Regions from separate parts of the Homo sapiens genome. Here region 1 is linked to region 2. A link is an interaction called in ENCODE POLR2A ChIA-PET data of the cell type or tissue named here. Cell type or tissue: PC-9. All regions are shown on one strand. Each heading gives the region's core, and the rest is flanking DNA. Links, peaks and the distances in the headings are about the cores only.

What was found. Peaks named below come from ENCODE experiments on the same cell type or tissue, not always from the same donor. Only the 100,000 strongest peaks of a DNase experiment are listed, where the experiment ranks them.
Region 1: POLR2A ChIA-PET joins it to region 2 with 6 read pairs; 1 of 35 experiments calls an interaction of 5 or more read pairs at or near these places.

The regions. Positions count from the first base shown.
Region 1 is chr7:81,465,820-81,476,312 of GRCh38, reverse strand. No RefSeq gene overlaps it. Among named protein-coding and RNA genes, the nearest start is that of HGF, 300 kb to the left of the region's middle. In PC-9, for the core only: CTCF peaks have their summits at 5,884 and 6,092; a DNase peak (open chromatin) is centred at 6,122.
Region 2 is chr7:80,810,277-80,820,769 of GRCh38, reverse strand. It overlaps SEMA3C (semaphorin 3C), which reads left to right. Exons shown (of 18, transcript NM_006379.5): 5 at 2,352-2,471; 6 at 10,069-10,159. Among named protein-coding and RNA genes, the nearest start is that of SEMA3C, 100 kb to the left of the region's middle. In PC-9, for the core only: no CTCF peak of the experiment used is centred there; no DNase peak of the experiment used is centred there; H3K27ac peaks cover 477 bases.

The sequences.
Region 1 (10,493 bases), core at 3,528-8,527, 650 kb before region 2:
ACATTAGAGTCAGGAAAGAGCTTGATGTGCTCTGCTCTCTATCACATGAGGAACAAAAAGAAGCTCGTAGTCTGCAACCCAGAAAAGGGTCCTCACCCTTGACCGTGCTGGCACCAAGACTGTCTTGCGAAGACTGTAGCATTAAGTTTCTGTTTTCTGAGCAGAAAACATTCTTTGTATGAACGAGTCACTGTTCCATTTTACCTGAACAAGTCACTGTTCCATTTTACCTGAACACCGTAAAACAAATCAGTTTCTAATCCCTTATCACTGACAAAGATCCTCTCCTTGACCAAATTCGAGTCAGGTTCCTCTGAGCCCTCTTCTCAACTAGGTTTCAACCTTGGGCTCAGTCCTTGGCACACTTAATCCAGTTTTAGCAAGAATTTTGCTGGGCTAGTTTAATGAATACTTCCCATTCTCAATACCTGATAAAATTGATCATCCCCACCATCTATATCTTAAATTTAATAATTTAATTTTTAGAGTTTTTATATATCTTTCACTATATTTCTATTGAAACAACTTTTCCAAAATCCGTATTATCATCAGAGAAATGAAAGACATAATAAGAGTTATAGTACATGTACTAAGAGAAAATAATGCAATAAATTTGAATTAGTATTTAAATTTGTTATTTGCTATATTAAAAATCTAAAAGTGATTTTAAAATGTAATAATTTAACTATGTTTTTAATCAGATCAGATGATTCATATTTCTGCATGAAATCCTAAAACATTAAAACAAAATTATTATAATATTCAAATATAACTTCCTTACATAATTCTTTGCACTTTAAAATAATAAGTAGTACTAAGTTGTGTTCCATTTTTAGCACAAACCAAAGAATAACTGCTTACATCTGCCATTATTTTCTTGATGAAATAAAATAGGAAGACATTATAAAGGTAACATTCATATATTACAAAAGCATTATATGTAATCCAAAGTCAGAGTATTAAATTCAGTTATGGTTCAAGGTTTGTAATGAAATATAAAATGGAAATAATTTTTTATGATAGATTATTGTGCCAAATTAAATCTTACTAAAGCAAATATATACAAAATTGCTTTCTTGAAAGAGGAGACCAAAGCTTCATTCACTGAGCCTCTAAGGCATCTTTTAAAATATTCCAGAGCTCACTGTAACAGAACTTGCCACTTAATGAGCATTGCTTTTGTCAGCTTTGGGAGAGTTATATGCTTGAAAACACTAAAAATTTCCTCCTGGCCAGGTGGGTGTGGTGGCTCAAGCCTGTAATCCCAGCACTTTGGGAGGCAGAAGCAGGTGGATGACCTGAGGTCAGGAGTTCGAGACCAGCCTGGACAACATGGTGAAACCCTGTCTCTACTAAAAATACAAAAATTAGCCGGGCGTAGTGGCGGATGCCTGTGATCCCAGCTACTCAAGAAACTGAGGCAGGAGAATTGCTCGAACCTGGGAGGCGGAAGTTGCAGTGAGCCAAGATGGCACCATTGTACTCCAGCCTGGGTGACAGAGCAAGGCTGTCTCAAAAAAAAAAAAAAAAAAAAAAAAAAGACTTCCTCCTTCGCTTCACTTTAGTATCTCAAAGTCCCCAAATTAGTCAATCATTTGAATTAACTCACTGAATGTTTCTGTTAACATATCTCTTAGAAATTTAAGAATTTTGGAGAGGCTTTTAATGGGGACCTACCGCCACCCATATTTGGGTCTCAAGTAGAGATGAATTTAGTTCACAACTCATTGGTTCATAAAAAGTAATTATCATTCGTCTGTACTGGGCCTTTTTCTTATTTTATATTATTTCATTTCCTCCCATTGCTCATGCCTTCTCTTCTTCCTGCAATAGGGGCTCATTATAATGTGATTGATATAGGTACTTAAATTGAAAAATAAACAATGATGTTTTGTGTGTATATTTCAATTTCCATAAATGAAATAGTTATGAATCATATTCTGTTGCTATTTTCAGACTCAAAATTATTCTATTAAGAGCCATCCATATTGCTTTATGTATACCCACATTGATGCTTTAATATTGTGGCTATATAATATTCTTTCTTATGCATTCACCAAATTGTATTCACAAATGCCTAGTAATAGACAGCAACAGATCCTGCAATTAAACACACACCATACTGAATAAAGTGTCTATACATGCCTTTTAATGCATCTATCCAAGAATTTCTCTGGTGAAACCTTTTTTAGAAGAGATATTACAGGACCATGGGATATACACAACTTTAATTCAAGACTGCACTCTAGAATGTTCCCAAGTTTACACTTCATCCTCATAAACATTGGCTTAACCAGTATTGTATTCATTGCCTACATAATGTGTATCGAGTGATTTTTCATTGTTTCTTTACTTTCATTTTTCTCATTACCGGTGAAGTTGAGCACCCTAAACATACTTCTTGGCAATCCTTATTTTCTCTTCCATGAAAAATGGATTTATATTTTCATCCATATTTTTCCAATTAGGTTTTAAAATTTTTATATTGATCTTCAGTACTTCACCTTATATTCTAGATACCCATGTCGAATTAACTCGATTCTGGCAATAATCTTTAACAGTCTTTGCACATCTGTGCATTTTTTTTTTTTTTTTGAGACAGAGTCTCACTCTGTTACCTGGGCTGGAGTGCAGTGGCACAGTCTTGGCTCACTGCAACCTCCGCCTTCTGGGTTCAAGCGATTCCCGTGCCTCAGCCTCCCAGGTAACTGGGATTACAGGCACACATCACCATTCCCGGCTAATTTTTGTATTTTTTTTTTTTTTTTTTTTTTTAGTAGAGACAGGGTTTCAACATGTTTGCCAGGCTGTTCTTGAAATCCTGGCCTCAGCAATCTGCCCACCTCGGCCTTCCAAAGTGCTGGGACTACAGATGTGAGCCACCGTGCCTGGCCTGGTTCGTGGTTTCTGACATGTTTAAAAAGTACTTCCTCTTTTATTTATTTTACTTATCATTTATCTCTCATTTGATTTTGAACAATCTTGGAATAACTTTCTCAAAGGTAAGAGGTAAAGAAGCAACTTTGTCATCATATTGTTAATCAGTTTTCCCAAAGGAATTTTATCTACTGAATTTGATTTTTTATGCTGCACATGTTGTATACTAAGCTTCCATTTTTACTGCTGGTGCAGGGTCCAGGACCCCAGTGCCTGGATAGTTGTGCTTCTGGGCACATATACCCTGAGTGTTATCCTATTACCCAGTCCCCAGATCCCTACTCTTATCTCCCTTAATCCTTTTAATGGGTTGCTTGAAGATAGAAGTCGCTCAAAAACCTGTCTTAGTTGTTCTGAAGGAGAGGTTCCCTCTGAAAATCTAATCAATACTGACAGAAGAGAGAAAACTCACCCCTTTTAAAAAATCTCAGTAAATCATTTTGCCCTGCAGTGCTCCATCAATGAATCAGTGATGTGATGTACTTTACTTCTTGAAACGTTTACTTAATTTCTCAGGACAGGGAATACTGTGGTAGAACAAAAGATTAAGTGTTCAACTATTATTTTCAAATTAGATTTCTGAAAACAGTAGATTTGAAATTGTATCATTTTTTGTTTTTTGTTTTTTGTTTTTAAGATACAAGTGTTACACCTGGAAACAATAAGGCTCATACTGTAAAGCCTTAGATGAAGGGATACAGAATATGATATAAATTTCAGCACATGGAGAGCCCTGCAAGGGACTTAAGACTGACTTGTTGATCTTTGCTGTCATTGTCAATAATTACAGCAAGCAATAGATGGGCCAAAAAGCCACCCCCCAGAGACATTCCACTGCCAATCTCCCCAGTATACAAACATTACATGAAGGGGCACTGGTTATTCCAGTTCAGGATTTGCTGTTAAACTTGACTTGGATCACATAACATTGATTTGGGTAAGTAAATAGGCAGAATCACCGAAGATCTTCAGTCATGATGATCATACATGGTGTTATCCAAGGCTGATTGGGCCTCAGGAGAAACATATGGATTTGTAGCATTCGGAAAATTAAGACAAGTTTGTGCAGATCCATAGGTTTGTTTATACATAATGAGGCTCCATGTTCCAGAGCTGCTATTAGGGCATCAAGAACAGCAGAGTGGTAGAGGACAAACCATATACATATGAGTTTTTCTGTTTTCATAGCACTTGGATGCTCTGGACAAACACAGCACTGACTCAGATTGTCAAGTGTAGTTGCCTCTTGATTAACCACACTGTGGTGCTAGACCTATGGGGAAAAGGGACCATTAATTGTTCTGCTCTTTCCTGAGTCTCCTGGAGCTGAGGTGTTCCCTATGTGCCAGGGTTTTTCTTCCTCCACTACTAAAAAATCCACATGTTCCATTTCAATGGCTATACATTCAACTTTTCTCCAGTCATCCCCGATTCTCACCCAGATCTTTATCTAGAAGGGTCAGGCACATGTAGGACAAGGGCATTATATCTATTATATCTCCCAACTTGGCCTGCATGGGTCACTAAGGGAGACTCAATGCAGGAAGACGAGGTAGCTCACAAAAGTGGTCATGATATTTATTTTGTTCCAATAATCAAAATAGCTCAATTAGAATTAAGTTTGAGTGCTCAAACCCCTTTTTGTCTCAGCTTCCACCCAGAGATTTACCAACCCTAAGGGGTGGTTGTCAAGGGAATGAAGAAGGCATCAAACCCAAGTACTGTCAGTGCAGAACCTGAATCTTTAATATAGGTCTATATAACCATTCACTCCATTTGTCCTGATCATTACTCAGGAAATGGCTAAGAGGAGATGATCCATTCAAAAAGATGACTATTTCATGCCCAAACTGCCTTATTAAGTATAGGGACTTGTAGGGGAAGAGGGAGATAGAGTCAGAAATTTTTGAGCTGAATTTTGAGGAGGCTGTTTCCCCATTTGGTAATACCAGATGTCTATGGAAGGTAGGGAATGTGGAATATCTATGACATTTCTTGACTACTGGTCCATTGTTAACTGGCTTTTGTGATAAAAGACACTGTATTTTCTGACTGCAAATGGCCTGGAAACCTGAAAAGGTGACACAGATTAGTTTCAAGGGCCATAGTAGTGTGGCTGGAATTGGCCAATTGGACGAGAAGAGCAATAATGTAACTTGATAACATGTCAACAGCAATGAGTGTGGCATCATTGATAACCCTGAGAGGAGGTCAAAAGTCCAATGTAGTCAATCTGTCAGGAGCAGGTGGGGTCACTATAGGCTCTACATCCTGTGGCCTTCTTTACCACTGGACAAATGGCTATCTTTCAGCAGGAGTCAAAAGTCTGATAAGCAACAGTAACTTATCAAAACATAAAGTCTATTTTTGTGCGCAGTCTCTAATGTTGGATGAATTGTCATGTGCGGTTTAATGCTGCAGCTAGTTGGCAGTCATGGTCATCTAGGCAGTGCAGGTTTTATTCGGAGCTGGATTTCAGCCAGTCTTATCAGAGAACAGGTTATTAGCATGGGTATTTAAGCAACTCAAACATCTGATAGGCAGCTGTGGCTTATTGCCACAGTTCGCCAGTTTTCCAAGTGGCAGTGCAGTTGGGTATGCTATTGGCAATTGTCTAAGAGAGAGTCAAAATCGAACATTTTGTCTTTAAAATTATTATTTAAAAGTATTATATAGTCTTTAAAAGTATTATCTAAGGCAACGGTGATGTGATGATGGCTTTCAATTCAGCCCCTCGTTCTGAAACTTACTGCAGTTGGTCTTCCAGAGTTATTATCGGGGAAAGACTGGGGATGCCACCCAGTGGACACTATCAGCTATTAACTCAGCTGAATCATCAGGGAATCAGGTCCAAGCCTTTAGAGGAAACTCTGTAAATCAAGGCCTCCATTGAGCTTGCAGCTTTGATTCAGACAGCAGAATGAGAAATAAAATTTCCCCTAAAAGGGTAGGTGCAACCACTTCATGTAAAACCGAGATGCCACCAGGGCCAAGCCAACTATACCATTTCATTTGATCAGCAAGGCTTGCTGGTCTCTTGTCAGTCATGGAGTCTGATTGATCCACCCTAATATGGGAGGACTCAAAACTTCCAGCTTGCAGCTGCTCAGTTTCAGCAGGACAAAAACTCTCTTCCGTTTAGAAGGAATTTACTTGCTTCAGGCAGGTGGCGCCCTTGTACTGGGAAGTTGCCACTCCTAGTGTTCCCACAGCAACTGTCAGCTAAATGATCACGAAAGCTGTGATTTTCTTCTTTCCTCCTTCCTCCTGGATTCTATTCTGTTTTTGCTGGACCACATAGGGGGAGACAGGAATCACCACTCTACATTGCGCAGTACCTGCACAGAAAAATTAACTCTAGACTTTATGAGCACTTACAGTACAAGCACATAGCACATTAATTCCAATTATACATCCAATAGTGGAAACTACAACAGTACATTGAATAGCCCCAAAGGCTGCCCCCTCCCCTCCCTGAGGTCGCTTTAATTTTCCTTTTCCACTGCAATTTGCCCAAATCTATTAGTTGAGTCCAAGTACATTTTTCCTTCTCAAGCACATAGACCAAAGTGTTTAACTATACTGGTCAGGGGCTCTAGCCACAGCCACTGGGAGATTATACTATTCTGTAACACAAAAGTACAGGAATCAGGGAAGTAAGGCCACGAGGGACTAAGATGTGGGAAGAGGTCATAGAGGAAATTATTTTTCTTTCTCTGTCCTGAAGGAAATACAAGTATTTTTCCCTGAAATATTGAGGATTGTTAAGTTAAAAACATCAAGGACGCAAGAAAGCACTCTGCCTCAACCTCTGTTTGCCTGATGGCCAGACATCAATCCTTCCTTACTGTAGACAGCACTTATCAGGCCAGAGAAGGCACCAGCAGGCACCAGAAAAATCTGGAAACAGATTTACTGTCTTCCCACATTTTTTCACTTTTTAAAAGACTACAACTGCTCTTTTTTTTTTTTTTTGTCTTGTCACTCTATAGGATTTATGCCTCTTTGTTGAAATGCTATTTAATCAAGGCCCAAGCCAGTGCTTTCTGAGAGAAATACTTTTGAACTGAGGCTTCTCCAAATGATGGGTACAGCATTTGTTAATAAGCTTCTGCTTGTTTTTCATTTATTAATTTGATGTTAGTTTTCAGGAGAGTGTCTCAACTAAGAATCTAAAAAGGGAGAGAAGAGAAATGATGTTTTCTTCCCTACAGTCTGCAGCTTCAGGTTAAGCATTTTCTCCTCTCAAGTGCATCTCCAGACTTGAGTCTGGGGACCCTTTTCTGCCACTCCACCTTCCTCCCTTTATGGTTCCTCCCCAAAATTCTTGGCCCTATGGCCACCTCTATGTTTAGCATACCCTCTCGAGGAACTCAACTAGAATAGTGACTTGTGTGCCTGTATTCAACATAGCTATAAAATTGTGAGTGCTTCTTCTTCCCAATGTTCCTTAGCATACTCAGCCTTTTTTCCTGAAGCAAGAGAGGTCAGTACAAAGGAGAGAGAGGGACATGTAAGAGTGCATGGAAGGGGAAAGCAGCTTTGCTCCAGACTTGACTAGACTTAGCATTTACTTAACAGTTTTAAGGAACTGTACCCTTGGTCTCCCAGGCTCAACAGTCTTTTAATATTTTCTGTGCAATTAAAGTTCTAAGTCCAACTTGCTGAAACCATTTCCTTTAGCTATATGTCCACCTACTTCCCTGTTGTCATGAAAACATCCTTCTTCCTCCTACCTGGAAAAGCATGAGCCATTTAAGTGACATTTCAATCCCATTTCTTGCTGCTCAGATTCATTCACAGATATAAGAGCAGGGGGCTTTACTAGTATTCCTCACCCACCTCCTAGGCAAAAGTATTTATTAACTGATTCTAGGGAGTCTTATAGCTTCAAACCCAGTCCAGGTCAGCTCTTGTCTTTCCCCTCCCAGAAAATTCTGTCTGTGCCAACATTTCATGCTTGTCAAAATGGCCAGAGTCTGGGGTTTTATTCTGCTTACCAACTAAGTTAGCTTGTTACTGTGTTGTGGATGCTTGCAGAAGACACACAATTCCAGTATCAGAGACAAAAGACTTTATTTAGGCATAATGCAGCAAGTAGCAAAATCATCTTACTTGCGTTTGTTCTCCTTTTCCCTCCCACCCCCGCCTTCAGTCCCAGTGGGGCGGGGTGGAAGGGTCCAGGGAGATACTGTGCATTCAATGTGTTTTTTTATTGCAGCTGGGAATCTGAGCTTGGGAATTTACTGCTTTTATTGTAAGTAGTAGGCAATCCTACTTTTCGAGTGGATAGGTTACCTCACCATTCAAGATTGCTGGCTGCAAATTCAACCCAGAAAATGGTAAGGAATGGTCAAAGCCTTATATTTTTGGCATAACTGGCAAGAAGTAGAGGGAGCTCAGGGCCCATGGAAGATTAACATTTACTACAGATAAAATAAAATAAATGAAACATCATATTTATTTGTAAATGAAAACTAAATACATTTTAACCTTAAAAGCCACAGGAGATTTTACAGATAAAAACTAATATTTTGAGTACATAAACATTTAATGTTTTCAATGTGTCTGAACAACTGAATTTATTTTAATATGAACACAAAATATATTAAAGATTTTAATAACTTTAATTTATTTGGAACTAATTCAGATTGGTATGATAAGCCCCCAGCATTATAATAGATAAGTGGATAAAGGATATAAATTAGTAGTTTATAAAAGGGCTTCTAATGACTAGAAATATTTAAAAATATTTCAATATTTCAATTTCTATTTCAAGTATACAAAAGGTAATATTTTTATTTAACAAACTAACTTTTCTTAAGGAAAACATCCAGCGTTGGTGAGGTTTCTGAGAAAACACTTTCACACAGTACTTTTCAGTAAAACTTTTCTGGAACTTGCAAATGGTTATCAAAAGGTTTACAATGATTATGTTACTTAATGGAGTAATTTATTTCAAGTAATCTACCTTAACACTTTATCATAGAATAAGTACTAAATGTATTATATGCATTTTTGGTGCACTTGCAAATTCTGTTTGAAAAGTGGCAAATGATAAATAAACGCAAAGCTCCCAAAGAAGTCTGAAAATGAGATACATATTTATTGTCAAAAAATTCAGTTAGAAATTACATATAAAGAGAAAAATTTGAAACAGACTTAAATTACCAGTAGGGAAATGAGTTTTAAGATAAAGGCTTATATAGGAGTAGAATATTTTTGTAACAAAGAAAGTGCTTTTTGCAAATAGTCTACATTTTAAGTAGGAAAAAGAAAACTAAACGCAATGTGATTTGTATTTTTTTAAAAAAATAGATACCTAGATAAAAGCAAAACAAGAACTATAATGAAAATTTTCAAATTATTACGTCTTGGCAGTGGGAGTTTACAGAGATTTCTTTTGTTACCTTATGCTTTCCAAATATTCCAATAACATGATGTGATCCATACCATATTTAATTATGTATCATCATATAATTGTTTTTATAAATTTTAGTGAGATTTTTTTAAATTAACTTTAAAGGTATATAAAATTATTTTAAAGTACCATTCAAATGTTAAAATAATTGTAAAAATATTTTAGAATGTTATTCTGAAAGATCAAAAATTTTGTTTTAATAGATATTGAAAAAGTTGAAAAATAAGAGTTGAAATATGCTTCCAAGAACATGACAACTAAATTTAATATTGAATGCTGGATGGAATTCTGGGACTGAAAATGGATATTAGATAGAAAGGAAGGAAATCTGAATGAAGTGTAGACTTCTATTTATGACAATGTATTAATATTGGTTCATTAGTTGTGGCTAATATAGTTGTGACTAATGATATCTAATTAAACTAAAGAGCTTCTGCACAGCAAAAGAAACTACCATCAGAGTGAATAGGCAACCCACAAAATGGGAGAAAATTTTCACAATCTACTCATCTGACAAAGGGCTAATATCCAGAATCTACAATGAACTCAAAACAAATTTACAAGAACAAAACAAACAATCCCATCAAAAAGTGGGTGAAGGATATGAACAGACACTTCTCAAAAGAAGACATTTATGCGGCCAAAAAACACATGAAAAAATGTTCACCATCACTGGCCATCAGAGAAATGCAAATCAAAACCACAATGAGATGTCATCTCACACCAGTTAGAATGGCAATCATTAAAAAGTCAGGAAACAACAGGTGCTGGAGAGGATGTGGAGAAATAGGAACACTTTTACACTGTTGGTGGGACTGTAAACTAGTTCAACCATTGTGGAAGTCGGTGTGGTGATTCCTCAGGGATCTAGAACTAGAAATGCCATTTGACTCAGCCATCCCATTACTGGGTATATACCCAAAGGACTATAAATCATGCTGCTATACAGACACATGCACACGTATGTTTATTGTGGCACTATTCACAATAGCAAAGTCTTGGAACCAACCCAAATGTCCAACAATGGTAGACTGGATTAAGAAAATGTGGCACATATACACCATGGAATACTATGCAGCCATAAAAAATGATGAGTTCATGTCCTTTGTAGGGACATGGATGAAATTGGAAATCA
Region 2 (10,493 bases), core at 2,891-7,890:
CTCATCTGTGTGTTTTCTTCAGAAACATGTTATCATCTGTAGTTATGTAATCAATTTCCAGGTACCTCTATAAACAGGTGTCAAGATAAAATGACACTGTGTATTTAACAAAAATCCTTAATGTCTTAAAAATAAAGTGTATGGTCTGGTCTATAAGGATTAATTTCTTTGACTAGAGTTAATGATTGATTATTTAATAATAAAAATCTATCATAGAAACATCTGTATAAAATTACTGCATAAATAAAAGTATATATTTGCTGGCAAGTAATAATGAATATAAAAGGAAAAAATGATGGAAAATGTAAAATAATATTGACTTTAATTTTAACTTCTATTTTAGCAACATTTATTTTGTTTTAGTTTTAAATAATATAAATAATAGATATGGTTTATAAAAAAATAGGAGAGGCCAGGCATGGTGGCTCACACCTGTAATCCCAGCACTTTGGGAGGCCGAGGCGGGTGGTTCATGAGGTCAGGAGATCGAGACCATCCTGGCTAACACAGTGAAACCCCGTCTCTACTAAAAATACAAAAAAAAATTAGCTGGGTATGGTGGCACATGCCTGTAATCCCAGCTACTTGGGAGGCTGAGGCAGGAGAATCACTTGAACCCAGGAGGCAGAGGTTGCAGTGAGCTGAGATCACGCCACAGCACACCAGCCTGGGCAACAGAGCAAGACTCTGTCTCTAAAAAAAAAAAAAAAAAAAAGGAGCATACATGGTACCTAGCAGGGGGAAAAGCAACATATATTTTCTGACCACCCAGGGAAAAATTACTGTTAACTTTTGATGTCTTTCTTTATAGTTTTTTATAAAAATGCTGTCTCTAATATACAATCATTTTATTAATGTTCTTTGAGAGAATGACTTCATGAAGTCATTCAATCTCAGGCTTGATTGAATTATAGTCAGCAAAGGATAGTGAAGCTAGTAACTGTGGAACATTTGGTGGTTAATTTGGTCACAGAGATCTGCATCTAGGGCTGACTGTTTCTGTGCTCCAGCAAGGTCACAGTCAATTGAGAATTACAATAATTATTCTGTTTCATTGGGTGAATAAATGACAGCCTTGCCTTTACTTGAACTGGGAGCAAGTGAGAAAGGAGTTTCTACAAGAGAAGAAAGGAGTATTTTAGGAGATCCAGGGCAAAGAGATTGATTATGTCATTCCTCATAGAAGGCAATCATTATGCTGGCATTTTGTTGGAGATTAGTTTTATTTGCCAATTCTTAAGGTGAATAGTGTCTGCCATTGTGCACTAATGGTAATATGGAACTTGTATAGGCACAGGTGCATTCAGAACATGTTTGTATAATGTGTGTGTGTTCAATGTTTTAAGGAAAACTTAAGGAAAAATAACTTCTGTGTGTTAATTTGTAAACTTTCTCAGGTAAAGAATACATTTATAAAGTTTCAGGATGTAAAAATTTAGACAGTGTTGTAATACAAGAATAATGAAATATAGCATTTTACTTACTATCTGCGGTGGATTATATTTCTCTTGAAATAAATCAGTGGAATAAGCCATGTTGTTTTAATATTTCTGGAAACACGTCTTTTAACAATAAAAAAATGGAGCAGAAAGGAAAATGTATAGCAAAGTATTGCCAAATAATATTTGCATTGATATGTATAAATTTGAGAGCATTTTCAAATGAAGTATTAGAATTAGTCCAGATTAAAACAGAAATAGAAAAAGCAGGGCATGTATGACAACTCTGTTCAATTGCATTCTACAAGGGTAGAGATTTTTGTGTTTTTCTCAGTAAGGATGCCCAGAGAATTTGACTATACCCTGGCAAATAGTAGGTAATCAGTAAATGTTTGTTGACTGACTGTTTCTGTAATAATGTTTTGACTATTCCTGAGCCACTGTTTTTCTTAATATTTGATTTGTTACTTCTACAAGTTAGATAAGTACTCTCAAATTACCTTTAAGAGGTGCAAATATACTAATAGTTCCCCAAAGATATGGCCTAATACAAACTTGTCCAACCTGTGGCCCAAGGGCCTCATGCAACCCAGGACAGCTTTGAATGTGGCCCAGCACAAATTCGTAAACTTTTTAAAAACATGAGATTTTTGGGGGGATTTTTATTTTTATTTTTATTTTTTTAGCTCATCAGCTATTGTTAGTGTTAGCGTATTTTATGTGTGGCCCAAGACAATTCTTCTTCCAGTGTGGCCTAGGGAAGCCAAAAGATTGGACGCCCCTGGACTAATACATCAAAAGTTTATGTCACCTCATTGTTACTTATCATACAAGATCTCAGGTTAACATAGCTAACTGAAATAACAATGAAAGTCATTGAGTTACTAACTGCTTATTTACTGATTCTTTTAGCACGGCTGTGGGAACTTTGTCCGTGTAATTCAGACTTTCAATCGCACACATTTGTATGTCTGTGGGAGTGGCGCTTTCAGTCCTGTCTGTACTTACTTGAACAGAGGGAGGAGATCAGAGGTAAGTATAACTATTTAACATTCTTAGTTTTGATATTAGTGTCAAGGATTTTTGAAACTGTATTTTAGAGTAAAAACTTGGACATATCAATATTCATAAAATATTTTCATGCCCTTTAAATACAAACTATATTACATTTTTTCCTGTCTGCCAAGTTACTTGAAGTATCACCTTTTGCCTTCAGCTAAAAAAGTATATATATTTTTATGTGTATTATATGTGTGTGTGTGTGTGTGTGTGTATACTTTTAGTTGGAGGCAACTATATAGTTTTAGTGTATATGTATATATTTTTAGTATATCTATTTTATTTGTAAAGCTGTAAAAGATGAAAGAAAAATGTTATAATTTCAAGATTACTTGAATGTAATACAGTAATAATATTTGCTCCAAATTATAGAAATATTGTAGCATAAACTTAACCTTCTCAAATCTAGTGTAATTTCTTGTCTTTCAAATTCAATAAAATTTTATAAATATATATCTGTAAAAGATGTATAAAGTGGGATGCCAAGTGTCTGCTGAAAAGAACTTGATGTAATTAACAAATCATACTTTTATCTTAGACCAACATCATCCTACATTAGGCTATTCCAGCCTTATTCTTAAATTAGTTAAGGTGATATGCGGCATTATGGTATGATGTTTGCTAAACACTAGTCAAATATATAGCTAATGTATAGTCAAATATGAGGCTGGTTGAACTTCACCTGTGCTACTTAAGCCTGTCTTTGTTATCCCAGTCCACAGCTGTTGACTAAGGAAAGTACATTACACCAAGAGAGTTACTACTCATTCTTTTAGTCAAACATGTTGTTTTACTTAACATAATTATTTTAAAAACTGAATTTTCAAACTTGGTTTGGTTTTATTATGCAACTTAAATATAGAAAGTCCAGTTTTTAAATAATATTTTAATTTGATTTTAGAGATTAGAATTTTGAAAAAAATAAATATGTCTACTGATCTAAAGCTTATTTTCCTTTAACAAGGATTAATCTATTTTAGTTCTAATATGACTGAACAATGTTTTTTTAAGTTGTTTTTCAGACATGTAATTTATACATAAGTATCTTTTAATGAATAAAAAGTCATTTAAAAATAACTAATTATAATTTGACCCCAAAATGAGACATTTTTTAATGTGGTTCAAGATGCTATGAAATATTACAATTCTTACAGGAAAAGTAAAGTTATGCTTTTTGGAAGAATACAGTTGGCTGCATTGAGCTTGTCATTAAAACCACATGCCTGTGATCAATTGATTAAGTAAACTACTGCCTTAGACGTCTGCAATCTGTCAGACACTTCCCTGAAGTCTGTGCAGTCACTGTACAGGCCAACAATAGCATAGCCATTTTCAGAGCACAGATTTCAAATAAAATTATTTTCCCATGTACGAATTGCCCACTATGCACTTCAAAGCTTAATTGGAAATTCTGTCCAAAAAAATAATCTCCTTTGGAAAACCAGCATGGAATACATTTTAATCACTTTGCTAAATATGAACTACTTTAGTCTCACTTCAAAAGATACGTTTCAAAGGAGAAGCAGTTTCATTAATGAATCTCTGAAATAATACGTGAACATCTTAAGAGCCAATTTAGGTATGAACAGGGTTATGATTTTTAAGCTTTATAAAATGTAGTCCTTGATAGTTCACTCTAGTCGGAGAGTTTCACCATAACATCACTTTTATATATTTGTAGTATAAAAGCCATATTGTAAATATAGAACTACACAGTTTAATCAATCTTACAATGGATTTGTTTTCTTTTAGTTTAGGATAAAAGATCTCCTAGCATAAAATGACCACGTGATGCAGAAAGTTTTATTTTGAGAGAATTCTTCTCTATCACTAAGATTGTATTTTGTAATGACCATGGGTGATACTTACTGCTGACCCTCTTGTATTATTATTAAGAGATGACATTTTTCATCTATTCAAACCTAATTTTGAATAGAAGGTGAACCAAGTTAGGTTGGCAGAGTTACTTTAATTATTCAGTTTTATATCTGGGACATTACCTACCATCCTTCATTGGTCTGTGTTCATAGATATTCATTGGTTCTAGGGGAATATTTGATGAGCCTACTTCGTGTTTGGAGCATCACATGCTTTTGTTATACCCCATTTCTCTTCTATTATTTGCGAGACTGATTCAGAGCTTTCTGAGATTTCAACAGTACTCACTCACCTAAAGAGCCTGGAATCCTTGCTACATGAAGACCTAACCACGGTTCTTCTCCTGTGTCTACTATCTTTACTCCTTGTCTTCTGTTCCTGGAAAAAGATAAAGCAATACAAGTGAATCATGACTTTAAATGAATGAATAAAACATCAACAAAAATGGTGATTGGTTAATTTTGCAACAAATTCTTGGAATATTACCACATCTTATCTTTGATTTCATCAGATGTTTTCATAACATCTGTTTCAACACCCAGATACCAATTAAGCTCCCCTGACCCTGACCCTTATCAAGCAGATAACTTTACCTTAGACTGACCAAGAATATCACAGGTGACCAAGAGTGTCATAGGTATCAAAATTATCCCCTATGCTTTTTGAATGAAATTTGCCACCAATCTAGTCTGTTTCAGTATCTTTTTGTAGGATTTTTTCTGTTTCAGAAGAAAAATTATACATTTTCTGTATTAAGTTCTTTGATAAATAACCTTCATCACTCTGTTTTATATCTTCATTCCCTTTCCTCTACATTTACTTTTTTTTTTTTTTTTTTTGCCCATTTAAAGAAAGGATTGGGTTTCTTTCCCTTAAAATCCTTTTTTTGGTTCTGTGACTTCTTTTTTCTAATTTTCTCCTTTCTCTTTTACTTCATTACTAAGCTTCTCAGAGTAGGAGGCTGAATTTCCAGCTTTTGTGCTCCTAATCTCTATGCCTTTATTCATCCTTTCTAATATTTCACTCCTACACATTAACTAAAACTGTTTAATTAATGGCAGATTCCTCAGTGACCAAATTGACTCCCTCATTTTGTATCCCTTCTCCTAGAACGATCTGTGACATTAAATTCCACCATTCATGCTCTGTATTTTTCATTGCCTTTATTGACGTCTGTGACCATAGGACACTTTGCTATGCCTACTTTTTAATTTTTCACCACCTACTCTCTATTATTTTCTCTCATTGTTCAATCCAGAAATATTCATTTAATGAGAATAAAAGCAGAATCAAAATCATGTTGAAGCTACTTTAAAGCTTTAAAGACCTTAAAAGCTTTAAAGGCTACTTATATGTCAACAGAGAAGTAAATTGGAACAATCTTCAGCAGAAAATGGCAGGAACAGAATTGTGTTGTCACTTATGTGTTAGGTAACAGATGATTTGTGGCACGGTGCGTGGGGGGTGGAAAAGTTGTAGGAGATTAGTTTGAGAGTTGACATAGAAGACCACAAAAGAGATCGTTGTACTCAGGTGATAGCAATGGTGACAGAGAGTATAAAATGGTATGAAGTATAAAATAGTATAGATGATGTTGATGGATTTGGATAAGGAAAAGGAAATGATATAAATGCTGACACTTTTCTTGTTTGTTATTTTCAGCCTCTTTAATTGTGTAGTTGCCATGAACTGAGATGAGAATGAAGAGACCATGTATAGGGTAAAGATTATAAGCCTGAGTTTGGTCTGTTGAATGAGAGATCCCATGGAAAGATCCAATTAGTGATATCAAGTAGGCCGTTAAATATAAGACTGAGTATATACACGTGTGAGTCATTGTTTTATAAGAGTAACTGGAGCCCAAGAAAAGTGTGGATTTAATTATGCAGAGAGGGAGTTAGAGTAAAAAGAAAAGAATGACGGTGGTTGAGACTTGAGGGTCTCCTAACTTTAATGGCCAATTAGAGGAACATGAACTTACAAACAAGCCTAAAAAGAACAGGCAGGGCTGGGCGCGGTGGCTCACGCCTGTAATCACAGCACTTAGGGAGGCCGAGGCGGGCAGATCATGACGTCAGGAGATCAAGACCATCCTGGCTAACATGGTGAAATCCCATCTCTACTAAAAATACAAAAAATTAGCTGGGCGTGGTGGCAGGTACCTGTAGTCCCAGCTACTTGGGAGGCTGGCAGGAGAATGGCGTGAACCCGGGAGGCGGAGCTCGCCAGTGAGCTGAGATCGTGGCCACTGAACTCCAGCCTGGGCGACAGAGCGAGACTCTGTCTTAAATAAAAAAAAAAAGAAAAAAGAAAAAAAAAAGGAACAGAGAAAGAGGGGTGGGGAAAAAAAGACTATGTTGGTTCTGGGAAATAAAAATAAGTCATTGTAAAAACATAGAAGTTTTCAACTATTCCAAGCGCCATTGAGAATCCAAGTAAAATGAGGTCTAAAAAATAAGCACTGAGTTTTGTACCATAATTGTCATTAAAGATCTTATCAATAAGTGTTTCAATGCAATAATTGACGTTAGACGCTGAATTAAAGTGGATTGAAAATAAAATGACAAGTCAGAAAATGGTGGTGAGGATGTACGTAATTCCCTGAGAAGTGTGGTTTATAAGGAGAATGGTATATGGGAGCTGAAGGGGTTGTTTAAATAATGGCATAAAGCCTCCAATTATTAAGATGAAAGTATGTATCAAAGAAACACAAGGAATAATGGAAATCTAAGGTGCCTAAAAAGACGAGATAAGATGAAATCCAAAGCAATGAAATCCAAAGAATTGGCCTCAAAGTAAGAGAACTAGTCTCATGTATTAGTGGATATATCAATATAATATTACATTACTAAATATGATATTTGTGTGTTTAGTAGTGAGGAGTTGAAGATATATCATTTAAGGGCTTTGCTTTCTCTGCAAAGTAGCAATAATGTGAGTTGAGAATAAGTTAGGGGATCAGAAAAATCAGGATTTGGCTTTAGTGGCAAAGGCCTGAAATTTTTGATGACAGAACCAGTTGTGATAAGAGAATCTTTGAAAGGCCACTGTACATTGTAGGGGATCCACTTGTGGTTGGTGATCACAAATCTGTAATGTATTGAATTTACTTTTTTAGGTTGCCTTCTACAAAATGTTTAGTAGTTTGGAGGCAAGTATGGAGAATGTAGATAGATGTATTCCTTTAGGGTGTGGATGCAATGAAAAAAGTCATACATTCAAGGAATCGAATGTTGTGTCAAAATTTATTGAAATTAAAAAATTTATTGAAATTAAAAATGGAATCTGGCCAGGCACAGTGGCTCATGTCTGTAATCCCAGCACTTTGGGAGGCCAAGGCGGGCAGATCACTTGAGCCCAGGGGTTTTAGACCAGCCCGGGGAACATGGCGAAAGCCCCGTCTCTATTAAAAAAAAAAAAAAAAAAAAAAAATACAAAAAATAGCCAGGCGTGGTGGTGCTTCCCTGTAGTCCTAGCCACTCCAGAGCCTGAGGCATGAGAATCGCTTGAACCTGGGATGTGGAGGTTGCCGTAAGCCGAGATCGCACCACTGCACTTCAGCCCAGGTGACAGAGCTAGACCCTGTCTTTAAAAGACAAACAAACAACAACAACAACAAAAACATGCAATCAAAGTCAAAAAGAGAAAAGCCTAACGAACTGGGGAGAAACAGAGAAGATTTCTCAGGAGACAAGTTTTAGGAATTATTTCAGGGTGCTTGAGATAGTTATTAGGTAGACCACATCTGCTCCTGGTGGGGGTGATCTAGATCTAGAGTGCTGTGCAATGTAGGAGTAGGTCAGTTGAGAGCAAATGGTACCTAAACAACCTTACCAATTCCTGCAAGACGAACTCTCACTTATTTGGTCAAATCAGTCTCCAGCTCTAGAACCGCAACAAGGCTTACTATTTTTTTTGTTGTTTGTTTTTCTTCTGGTTTATGATTATTGATTTAGTTTAGTGGTTACATGAATGAAGATCTTTTGGAAATCGGATTCACTAGGAGTCAGGAGACTGAATTCAAATTGTGCTATTATCAGCCTTTAACTACGTGGTCTTCTGGACAAGTCATATTTTTTCATCACCTGTAGAGTGACTTCATTGATGAAGATCTTAGGATGCTCAGAAAGAACCTTTTTAGGCTGGAGGACTGTGATTCTTTTTAGGCTCTATTATTCTCTATTATGTTTAGGGAGGTCCTGCAGTAGTATAGAAACTCAAACAACTATGTATTAGCTTTATTTTTTCAAGGAGTCAAAACTTTAGAATCATCTTTGTTTTCCTGAGTATGATCAATTAGAAATTGGTTGTGATTGATTATCACAAATATATAGTTGTTTGGATTTACCTTTTTAGGTTACCTTTTACAAAACAGTAGTTTGGAGGCATGTACAGAGAATGTAATAGATGTATCCTTTCAGGATGTGGAGGCAATGTGAAAAGGACAACAAGTACAATGAAATTAGAACCACTGAATTATAACTGATGCCCACCTCTGTTGATTGCGACTATATAAATTTTCTTACATCTCTGCTGCTCTTACCTTGACCACTGAAAACATGCCATGTCAGATTATTACCTCCTAATCTCTGGACTCTTGTAATAGGAAACTAACCAATTTTCCTGAATGCAGTGCCTGTTTTTATACATTTCATTCCCAATCTCCTTAAAGCTCAAGATAAAGTCCAACTTTCTAGGGCAAGGTTTTGATCTTTCCATTTCCACACTCAAAAATATTATTGACTTCATATTTCTTTCAGGATAACTTTCAAAAATCTTAGCTTGATAATTAAGATTCCTTATCATCTTATTTGACCTTATTAAAATGGTCATTTTTTTTTTACTTTGAATTTTGGTAGGGGGCTTGTACTAACTTTATGTAAGAAAAAGGTACATATTTATACTGACAAGATATTTCTTCTTGGTGAGGCTAAAACCATTGAATCTATTGCCCCCAATCTATAGTCTTCTCTCTTCCCTTTTCCTGCTTAACTTTCCTTCTCAGTAGCAAGCACTATCTAACATATTCCATATTTCCATATTTTAATTATTTATTACCTTTCTTACTAGGTTATAAATTACTTGAGGACAAAGATTTTAGTGTATTTTGTTTGCAATATCCCCAGTGTTTAGTCAGTTTCTGGTACATGGCAGATGCTCAGTGAATTTTTGTTAAATAAAGTCATGAGTAAATGACACATTTTAAATATGAATTATGAATTATTTTGTTGAATCTTGTACAATGCTTTATATGATAAAATTAAACAGTAACATAAAATGCTATTTTTAAAAAAATCTTAATTATTTTGAAAATAGTATAGTCCTTACATAGATTGTTCCTCTGTGGACAGTTTTCTTCTTTTGGCTGATGTTCAACGCATCTAGTTGAGATTTATAATAATACTTGGTTTTCAAGTGATTTTTGCTGATGTTGATTTGAGGAGAACGACTTCTTGGATCAGCTCTCTGGGGAGTGCAATAGAAAGAGGGCTAGCCCTGCTGAGGTTAGCTTGTAATTACAGATCGATTCTTCTCATAGTTTGAGTAAATCTTAATGTAGTAAATTGGAAGGCATAATAAGCAACCAACTAGAAAGCATATTAATTTTAATGATGCTTTGTTTTACTAATGAACAATTGTCTTCACTAAATAAGTTATCATTGCCACATTTTAAATTTTATCTACAATAAAGGACCAAGTTTTCATGATTGACTCCAAGTGTGAATCTGGAAAAGGACGCTGCTCTTTCAACCCCAACGTGAACACGGTGTCTGTTATGATCAGTAAGTAGACAACGAAAGAGGGAGGATTAAACATAAAATAACATGGAAAATTAGCTTGACATGGTATACCTATTCTTGATGGTTGTGTGGATGATAGTATGTGAGTAAAATAATATGAAGAAAGTTGTGAGCTGAGAAATAGAGAGTTCAGTTTCTCATTTGTAAGAATATTTATGATTAAATAATAAGCATGTAACTTATGACAGTTTTGTCATTCCCAGAGTAGGCCAAGCATTTTTTATAAGTGTGTATATGTATACTTATATATTATCATAAAGTAGTTTTCAGTGTTTTCTGTAATTGTTTGTAGTATTAACTACACCCACTTTTTCTC